3 separate regions of the Homo sapiens genome follow, and regions 2 and 3 are each linked to region 1. A link is a contact called in ENCODE Hi-C or POLR2A ChIA-PET data. All regions are on one chromosome and are shown on one strand. The core of a region is the stretch at or near the end of the contact, and the rest is flanking DNA. Distances in the headings are between cores, read along the strand shown.

What was found. A loop is a pair of places that touch in the nucleus more often than their neighbours do. ChIA-PET counts read pairs that join two places held with the same protein, here RNA polymerase II (POLR2A). Pooled maps may share reads with other maps.
Region 2: a loop to region 1 is called in a pooled map, with 4 times the contacts of the local background. The contact joins two enhancer-like sites. A Hi-C loop is called at or near these places in 2 of 168 maps with a recorded cell type or tissue (heart left ventricle and naive thymus-derived CD4-positive, alpha-beta T cell) and 8 of 50 pooled maps. POLR2A ChIA-PET finds 5 or more read pairs at or near these places in 6 of 52 experiments (CD4-positive, alpha-beta memory T cell, H1, MCF 10A and 3 more).
Region 3: a loop to region 1 is called in a pooled map, with 2.1 times the contacts of the local background. The contact joins two enhancer-like sites. A Hi-C loop is called at or near these places in 1 of 168 maps with a recorded cell type or tissue (sigmoid colon) and 8 of 50 pooled maps. POLR2A ChIA-PET finds 5 or more read pairs at or near these places in 6 of 52 experiments (BJ, CD4-positive, alpha-beta memory T cell, HEK293T and 3 more).

What each region holds. Positions count from the first base shown.
Region 1 is chr10:4,065,331-4,068,732 of GRCh38, reverse strand. All of the region lies in intron 4 of LOC107984195 (a long non-coding RNA gene), which reads right to left. Among named protein-coding and RNA genes, the nearest start is that of MIR6078, 76 kb to the right of the region's middle. Within about 2 kb of position 1,577, at least 6 of the 41 ENCODE cell types and tissues checked have a DNase peak (open chromatin) inside an H3K27ac peak, as active enhancers do.
Region 2 is chr10:3,827,186-3,830,587 of GRCh38, reverse strand. No RefSeq gene overlaps it. Among named protein-coding and RNA genes, the nearest start is that of LINC02639, 5.1 kb to the left of the region's middle. RefSeq lists enhancers at 1-589, 590-1,178. Within about 2 kb of position 1,592, at least 17 of the 41 ENCODE cell types and tissues checked have a DNase peak (open chromatin) inside an H3K27ac peak, as active enhancers do.
Region 3 is chr10:3,850,811-3,854,212 of GRCh38, reverse strand. No RefSeq gene overlaps it. Among named protein-coding and RNA genes, the nearest start is that of LINC02639, 19 kb to the right of the region's middle. RefSeq lists enhancers at 782-1,981, 2,690-3,046. Within about 2 kb of position 1,717, at least 37 of the 41 ENCODE cell types and tissues checked have a DNase peak (open chromatin) inside an H3K27ac peak, as active enhancers do.

The sequences.
Region 1 (3,402 bases), core at 328-2,827:
TGTCCTGAGGGCAAAAAGTCTGATTTGGGAGGTTTCAAAAAGAGGAACTACAGATCGCAAGGATAGAAGATGGGACCATGAAGAAATAATGCAGGTAAGCAGTCGTTAGTCTGAAAACTGAGAAGGATTAACCAACGTGTGACAATAAGCAGAAGATGTATCCTCAGAATGAAGGGCAGCATTGTAGGAAGGAAAGACAGCCAGCAGCGTCAGCTCAGGCTGTGGCCCTGGGAAGGACAGCCTTAGACACTGCCTCAGGGCTGGCAATTGTGACGTGACTCACGATTTTTAAGAGAGCAGTTTTATTAGAAGAGGGATCCAAATGGTAGTAGAATAAAGACTCTCTGGGAAGTAAGAGTCAGGGCTTCACAGCTCAGTCTCTTTCATGAAATTTAATATCAGAGAGAAAAGAAGATTAGGAAGTATCTTTGCAGGGATCTAAAAAATGCCATTACTTTGTATATTATAGGATGCATATATTTTCATATTTTAACAGCTTTGAAAGCAGAATGCATCTTACGATTGATGGCTTTTTTCTACTTTAATTGGCAGCATGTTTGCTTTCTCTGTGGTGCATAATGCCATGGTGCATTTTGTTACTGATATTGCTTTAGATGTCATAAAATATGAGTGGGTCATGAGTGACTAAGCTAAAGAGAGGAAACTCTCTAAGTGGATATGAGGGTGAGAGAGAAGGAAGTGGAAGAGGTTATTTGGAAGGGTGTTATCATTCAGTAAACATTCGTTGAGTGAGAATATTGAAAGGGATAGTGGGAGTGGATTTTTAAATAGAATCGTATGTCCAGAACTAGAATGAGGGAAGCAAGACAAGAGGGGGCTGATGAATGAGGAGGAGCCGGGTGACCTAAAGACTGGCTGCACAGTGAAAAGGAGCAATGTGCTCTGCCAGGGTGAGGACACTGGCAGGGAGAAGGGGCTCAGGCATGTGTCCCAAGAAAAAGGAACTTCTGAGATAGAGAAAGACAGGAGTTACTGGTAAAGGGGAGGGCCAGGGCCTGTCCCTTGAGTGGATTCTAGAAGTGAAACAAAGGTTAAAGTTGTGGGCGTGGAGGAAATTCATAAATTTTGAAGGTAGGGTGCTGGGTGGGCCGTTGACATGCACATAGGTGAGTCATGGCATGAAATATCAGAGGAAACCCGAGTGTCCCCAAAGTCCTCGAGGGCCACAGAAGAGTGACCCAAATGTAGTAACAGTGACAAGCATATGAAGAAATGGTGAATTTTAAAAGTGAGTAAGGAAATGGATTTACAGGAATAAATTCCTAGGCAAGGCAGGGAATAAACTCCTACACAGCAACACCTGTGACCCCCTCCTTGGGCTCCTTCACTCCTCGTGGAAACCCTGCCATTTCCTTTACTGTCTTCAGCTCATGGACAAGAAAACAGGAGCTCAGAGAACCTATGCAACTCATGTCCTATTTGAGGAGTCACTTGGCTTGGAGGCCTCTCCCCCAGAAGCCTGTGTTCTCAGACAGGACTTTGCTACTAAGTCAATTCTGCAATGAGATGGTCTCAGATGAATCAGCTACCAACTGAGAAACAGGAGTCACTCTTGGGGACAGAGGTAATTTCTCAAAAGGGCCTCATCTCCAGGGACTGTGCTCAGCCCACTATCTGCCTGGAGCTGCTGCTATAAACTCAAAGACTGTGCAGGGCAGGATCAGACAGGACAGGGGCCCCTTTTTGCTTTAAGCACTCTGAGTTTGCTTTCTGTGAGCTACATGGATTGGTGCTTGAAGGGAGTAAATATGCATGTCCCCTGCCCCACTCCACCTCTCTCCAGATACCTCCCTGACAGATCCCACTTAACTTGTTTATCAGATACCGGGCAGACACTTGCTGTGAGCATCTCTGAGAGCCCCAGGGCCGCTGGTGGTAGGTGGGGTGCTCTGGGGACAACTGCCCAGAAGAAGGGAGCTGACATCATGGCTGGGAGCATGAATATCTGGGGTCCTTGGTCTACTAAAATATTGAGTAGTATTCATAGTGAACACAAGAAAATGCTAAATGAAGTGGCATTTGTCACAATGATGAAAAGATGGCATAAACCACTGTTGGTGTGTCATCTTAGAAGCAGTGTGCTTGTTTTGCTCATAATCCCAAAACGTTCTGTTCTCTCTGGCAATGAATGTTGTGCATCAGTCAACGTCGTGTTGTCGTGTTTTCCTCTTGATCCAGCGTTCATTGCTCCTTCCATTGTCTCAAACACAAACCACCAGTGAGGTGGGTCTCTTTATTAGTCTTTTTGTAAGAGACAGGGTCTCACTATGTTGCCCTCAAACTCCTGATCTCAAACTCCTGGCTTTGATCCTCCAGCCTTGACCTCCCAAAATGCTGGGGCTACAGGTATGAACTACTGCATCTGATAAGTCTTATTTTCAGAGGCATTAAAGAAAAATGTTTATTAAAGTTCATGTAGTTAGTAAGTAGCAGAATTTGATCTGGATTCTAGGTCTTGAGCTTGAATCTGGGTTTTTCTCAATCCAAAACTCCTAGATCATTAAACAATATCACCTCTCATTAGTTGTAGGCCAGTATTCTTAGCCACATTCCTTTACTCAGTCCAGCAATGTAAATATAGGCGGTCCCATCACCAAAGAAATTAGGGGAAAAAAATAGTATTACTCTATTAATGCTGACTAGGAATATAGGGTGCAATCATCAAAGCTTCCAAAGTTCAAATTAAGGTGATATTAAATAATACAATGTTGCATGCTTAATAAAAATGAAAACTGTTCGTATTTATAGTTCACTAAAACCAGCCTAACTCACACTCGCGTCTCGGGTTTATCCAGGAATCACATTCAGGTGGGAAAGTTTGGGTTAAAGATCCATAAACACAGACTCTGCACTTATGTTATCCTGCTTGAAACATTTTCTTGGGGCTACCTTTTGTCAAATAAACTCATGGTATTTTACACTAAGACTCTGTGTGGCAACTCTACCGTGGTGCTCATGACAGCAGCCTGTGGGCCTGCTCCATGTGCTGTGCGGGGCACGGACCCCAGGACCTTAGTGCTTCCTCAGAGGCCAGCCTGTCCACGGTTGCCACCCTGCATTCTCACTCCTGACATTGCCAGACATGCCGAGGGGCTGGATATCATTCTTTCTTGCATTTGTTCACCAGGCAGCAGAGGAGCTGGGGCCCACAGGAGATGGTCGGAGAGGGAGTAGGTATGAAGTTCTATTTAATCTCACCTTGATAGGAAGTATGATGTCAAGCCGCCATGTCAATGCAGGGGCAGACACTGATGATGAGAAACGAAAGGAGAGGCCACTGAGGGAAAGCCAGAAGGGAGACAGTTTCGCGGCATTCTTTGTCCATTCTGGCTGCTGTAACAAAAGACCAGGACTCTGTAGCTTATGAACAACACACTGTAT
Region 2 (3,402 bases), core at 343-2,842, 240 kb after region 1:
TGCAGTGGCATGATCTCGGCTCACTGCAATCTCCACCTCCCAGGTTCAAGCAATTCTCCTGCCTCAGCCTCCCGAGTAGCTGGGACTACAGGCGTGTCCCACCATGCCTGGCTAATTCTTGTGTTTTTAGTAGAGACGGGGTCTTGCCACGTTGGCCAGGCTGGTCAGGAACTCCTGAGCTCAGGTGATCTGCCCGCCTCGGCCTCCCAAAGTGCTGGGGGCCACCAGGTGTGAGTCACCGTGCCCAGCCAAGAGGTCTATTTTTTAAACAGTTCTATATGGTCAATTAATATGGGAAATACTAACTGAAATAATGTTTAGCAGACTTTCGTGAATTCTTAGAGCCCTAAAATATGCCAGGGGCATTTTGAGTGTCTAAGAGAGGGATAAGATAGGGAGGGTCCCCGGTTCATTTTCTCCACCGCTGCCTCCCCCACCACACCCCCTGCAGAGGGCACTCAACTTTGAGAATGGCCTTAGAAGGATATTCTCCCCAGAAGTGCAAGGGCTTCGATACGCAGCCCCCAAGGCACAGGAAAACACGGCCCAGTGGGCCACGTAACTCCAGCACCAAACTCCTGGGCTTGGCTCATAGGACAAGCATGAATTCATGGGCTCTTTCACATCAACACCAACTTGAGCCCCTTTTGTGCCTGGTCCTGCTTTAGGCACTGGGAACACAGAGATAAATCACAAGGCCCTCAGCCTGGGGCGGCTCATTCCCCTGCTGGGCAGTTTTCACATCCAAATTAGGGATGAATGTGGAGTTCTGTGGTGGCACAAAGGAAGGTCGGGCAACCTGCCTGGGAGGATGGAAGCAAAGTCGGTCCCCCCATGCTCAAGTGCCAGGTAGCAAGATAATCTTTGAGCTACAAGCTCAGGAAGAGCCTCTCCTTGGAGACTGAGGCATCCTAAGCATTGTCAGGAAACAGCCTCCTCAGCCCAGCTCTCAGTCCACAGGGACACAGGCACAGAGACCCCAGACAGTGCCCAGGAAGTGCAGAGGGAGTGAGTGCAACAGGACAGGCCTTCCAGAAGCTTCCACATGTCCTGGTCCTATCAAACACCAAGTTCAGGCACTGAAAGACACCCTCATGGGAAGCTCTTGTACTTTCTTGTTTTGTTTTTTGAGAAGAGAATACGGTTTTGTTTGTATGGGTCTTTTCTATTGAAGTTCCCAGACAAATGCAGTAGAATTTAACTACTTTCTAAATATGGTACTTAGGGGCTAGGAATATATAGAGGTGGGTGTCTCCTTCATATCTAAGTCATTCTGACATTCTTTCAAAATACATTCATGTTCCTTAGACCTACAGTGTGAATACGGGAATGCCAACCCCCCTTTAAAAATCTCTCTATATGTTTTTTGTATTTTATATTACTAGAAACTAAACTAAGGTTTGATGTCTGTTTTTGCATATATAATCTTTTCTTCATCATACCACCATTGTGTTTTTTGACAACAGTCTTCAGAGTTTTATTATTTTTGTTAACAGCTTAAAAGACAAATACTGACGTCCTTGAGCTTTTCTTAGTTTCAGTTTCGATTCTGATTGTAGTTTAAAGGGAAAGAAAGAATTACCCATGAAAACTTCACGTGACTAAATGAAAGGTCAAAAGACTCACTAGTAATTTTTCAGAAACGAGGGGGTGGGTGCCGAGAAGTTTCCTTACATACCAAGTTTCTTAAGCGATGTCTGTTATTTTAACATCGAGTTCTGGCATGAACAGCATTCTACAGATCTTTGCCTAGTCATTGTTTTATAAGTTCCTTTAAAACAGGTTTTTGTTAATGTTTATGAATTCATTCATTACATTATACACAAAGTGGTGTAGCTTTATGTCAAAGCAATCCCTCTCTCTCTATTTCCGGATGAGGACAACTTCACTTATCTGCTACGATGGACGTCAGAATCATTCCAAGAACTCAGAGAGCTCGTGCCCCACGGCGGGACGTTTGCATGTTTCCAGGGAAAATGCCTCCTTCTTCTACTTCCTCCCTCACCCCATGCACACACACAGTGACCCACACAGTCACACACACACAGAGACACAGGTACCCACACAGAGTCTCACACAGACACACACCTACACATACAGGCACAAATATACACAGATACACATATGGCCATGCACATGTATACAGACACATGCACACACAGACACACAGACACATATGTGCACACGCAGATGCATAGTCACACAGATACACATATACACACCCTTATACATACACATGGACACACGTCTATACACTTACACACTCACAAAGACACGCACACATAAGCTCATGCACAGCCATACACACAGACACATGCACACATATATACATGAACATACACACAGAGACACACAGCAGTACATATACACACATACACACCCAGCACACACAGACACACATGTACTGTACACACAGACATGAATACACACATGCACACGAGCACATACACACCCCCAGAAGCATACGCGAACACGGGCACAGGTGCAAGTGCAGACATACACAGGGTCACACACACCTAAATATACACATGGAGACACAGAAGCACACAGACACGCTCGGAGACCACAGACACACACATGTACATACAGGAACACACACGCGCGTACATACAGGAACACACACGCGTACATACAGGAACACACGCGCGCGTACATACAGGAACGCACGTGCGCGTACATACAGGAACACACGCACGCGTACATACAGGAACACACACACAGAGGTTTCTTTTGGGGGTTGGAGGTGGGGTGTTGAGTTCCCCCTCCTCAACCCTCCAACCAGTGCTTCTCCCGATTACTCTTTCAGGGATCGCTACCAGATGTTACAGTCCGGTAGCTCTGAAACAAGGTCCCTGTTGCTGGAATTTCCCAACAGAAGATAAGCCTGGTCAGGAATGAAGAGCAAGGAATTCAAGAATCAGATGAAGAGTGTTCATTGAGCCAGCATAACTCCAGATTCTCTCCTCTCTCAGACTCACCTTTCCTAAGGCAGGGAATCCTGTCATAATTATAGAAGCAGCTCTGTCGTAAGCAAATAACAGCAAAGATGAGTCCTAAAGGCAAGTTAGCGTAAGTTAACATATGTCCATACGGCAGCACCTGCGGCCCTGACGCCTGCCTCTATGTGGACAGGCATGCAGACTCGGGCTTGAATTCCTGTGCCACCAATCACTGCCCTGTGTCCCCAGGGAAGTCATTTGCCTTTCTAAGCCTGAGTTTGTTTCTTGATCCACAAAAGGGAGATGAGACTGCCACGTAGCTACATCGCCTGAGTAGGCCAGCTCCTTCCCCTTCACCCCGGAAGAATGCTTCCGGTCCCCTTCCCTCTGCCCCCGAGAATGCTTCCAGTCCCCTTCCCTCTGCCCCCCGAGAATGCTTCCAGTCCCCTTCCCTCTGCCCCCC
Region 3 (3,402 bases), core at 468-2,967, 210 kb after region 1:
AGAAATACAATGTGACCAGTCTATTCTGGGCCCACAATGTATTAGCAATTACCTCCCAACCACCACCCTGCAACATAGTATTCAGATTAAATTTCCCTGGGAGAACAGACTGCAAGGCATGGAAAGCACCTTTTACAAAATTAGGGACCTGTGGATTTCCAGAAGCTAAAAATGATAACGGGCTTTTATTAGGAACCCAACAGGGGGCCATAACCACTCCTAAAAAACCTTATTAGATGCAGCCCACACAGGCATTCTGCAAGGAGATCTCCGTCCCCAGGGCATATTCCTTTCCCAGGAGTGGAGTGGACGGTGCTAGGACCCAACAGCACACATGTGCAAAGTGTTTGGCCAGTGTTCTGGAACGCAGCCTGTGGCTCTTCAATAAAACTTTCCTCAGAGCAAACAAGCAGGCTCTAGAGGTAATCACACATAGTCTCTTATTCCCATTAGCAACCCCAAACAAGCAAGTGGCCTTACCCAAATAGTAGAGAAGCCTAGGTTATTTTTAAATCTGCTCAGTTGAGTGTGTTTCAGAATTTGTGATTTCCTAACAACAAAAAGCTTGGTACCACTGTTGAAATGACAGGAGAATTCCGAAGCAGGCGGAGCAAGGAGAGAGAGAGGCAACCTAGGGCAAGGCTCGCATTACAGATGAAGGCAAAGAAGGAAGCCCTATGTAGAGGAGACTCTTTCTGTCTTTGGAAAGTCTGATGAAAATCGGGTCTAGAAAACCAGCTATGACTTTGGAGATGAACAGAGGAATGCATTAGGCGGCTTTTCTCTCAACGTATTTGGCTTCCTGTATATTTAAAAATAAATGTCTTCCAAACTAGCTTCGAGGACTGCATCCACGAAAGCAGCCTGGCTGCAAAGCCCAGGAGGTCGCAGCAAGTCAGGGAGGTGGAGGCCTCTTGGTTTTCCATCATATTTCTCTGGAGGCTTCAGGTGCTCCAGGAGGGCACCGCCTGCTGAGTCGGTTCAAGTCAACACGACACAGCTGGAAACCCCACAGCCTGGGCAGTTGAGCCGCCGCTGTGTGGTGGGAACACTGCACCCCCTCTGAGCTCCCGCCACCCAGCCTTCCCAAGCCACGCTGCCACCCTCCTGCAGACCTGGGTGAAGAGGGGCAAGAGGCTGTCCTACAGAGATGCTGAGGGTGACAGCTGCAGAATCACCAAACCTTGCTTGGCTGAAAACAAACGTGAATTCCACATTTTAATAAAACAGAAATTTTAATCTTCTGGACACCTGATGATACAAGTCAACCTATTTCTTCTGAATCGCATCTGAAACCAGGAGTTATCACATATTTCAAGATAAAACCGGACCGGGCTTTAAATGTATGATATTATTTCATAATAAAATTTACTTTTTAATATACCTAATAACTGAAAACCTAATGCTACAGTCCGCCATGCTTTAAAGAGACTCACGTAATGACCTGAAGGAAAATTTCCCTCTGAGATAGTCATTTCTTGGACAACTCCTTTCATCTGTAAAGGAGGAAATGAGTCAGCTTTACTAAGCGTTATCTCATGATTGGTGTTTTGTTATTCAGTAGGCAGAGAACACATTTTGTTACCTATAAAGCCTGTTATTACCAAGGGTACAGGTCACTACTGAAACCTCCTCTTCAAACAACTACAGGTACTGTTGTCAAAGATCTTAACAGACTCTGATTGGAAAAGCGCCTGGCTGGTCACAGGACTGCATGACTCACCGCTCTGTTCAGCATTAGCTAAACACAAAGCTGAAAGAACAGAATCAGCTTCATGATGTCATTTCTTCTCTATGTGTCTTTAACATCGCTGAGATATGTTAGAGGTTGTTGAGTAATACACGAAGCTTTCAAATAAGAAGAATGTGTCTGAGATACTTAGAGTAAGAACACATTTCAGGGTTATGTTTGAATATAAACATAATACATGCTCCAGGAATTCAGGGTTTGTGTTATTTGTTGATACAAAGTGTTCCGCAAGGTTTTAGAGCATATACACTAATCACCTAGGTTGGTTAAAGTTTAACTCAACTGAAATATTTTGGACTTAAAGAACCACTTAAGATATCAAGTTCTCAGAACTGATTGAAAAGAAAGAGCTCTCATCTACAGTTACCTGAAACATACCAAAAATTTCCCTGCAAAGATCATAAATGTTTCAGAATCAAGGAGAAATATGAATACTGTTTCCATATAGGTGGTGGGATACATTAGTACCTTTCTCTCTTCTTTCTATTCTTTACATATATTTAAGGAGCAGCCATTGCTTTTCTAGTTTAAAAAAAAAGTAGAAAAAAAAGTTTTTCGTTTTTCTCAGTTAGCTCTCTATGGTGAAAAACTCAAAAGCCAAAATGATGGACTCAGTAAGTTGACAGCCACCTTAAATCTGTGTTGACACCTTTCTTTGTAATGTCAGCAAAACTGTGTGACTGAAGATGAGATCACTGTTTACCTAGCTCTGCTATTGGTCTGAAACGAGCAAGTGTGAAAGAAATTCCCATATTTATCTGTTGGTGTAACCCTTGCAGCAATCTCTCCTAAGAAGTTGAATCACTCATTTTGGTAAGACCCAGCCAAAGATGAAGAAAGTATATTTAATCCAGCTGATGAGACGACTTACTTGGGCCAGATTTAGTTGGAAAGTTGCATGCTGGGGCAGGGTAGGGAGTGTTTCATTTGGGAAACGTTTGGTATCATGTGAAAAAGTTATGTTTCTTTCAAATTGAGCAAATCACTATTTAACTTCCTTTTTCCAGCCTTGCCTGTTTGCTTCTGGGAGGCCTTAAGAAAATATAGAAGATGTGTCAGACTCAAAAGAGGAAGTTAAGAGTCTGAAATGAGATGCCACATTCCCCTTCCTTACTCCTAAGTAATATAGCTTGTTTGTTAAGAAACTTGCTTCTATACACATTGTCCAACTTGTTCTGTGAAAGTTGTAGCGTTCAAATAATGGGTAATTTGTCACTAAGTTGTACTTTCATGGAAATATCACTTGAGCAATAACTTTCTAATCTTTTTTTTTTGGAGACAGGATCTCACTCTGTCACCCGGACTGGAGTACAGCGGCACCATCTTGGCTTACTGCAGCCGTGACCTTCTGGGCTCTGGCAATACTCCCACCTCAGCCTCCCTAGGAGCTGGGGCTACAGGCACATGCCACCACGCCCAGCTAATTTTTGTAGAGATGGGGTCTCACCAACTTTCCAGGGCTGATCTGGAACTTCTGAGCTCAAGTGATCCACCCACCCTGGCCTCCCAAAGTGCTGGTATTACAGGCATCAGCCACCACGCCCCGCCAAGCAAGAACTTTTGCCCTCTCAGTCCTCCACGATCAGACGGAGTTCTGAGTCACTTTTATGCCCCCTTCACACAACTTCACGCCGACTGTTTTTCCTCGAGAT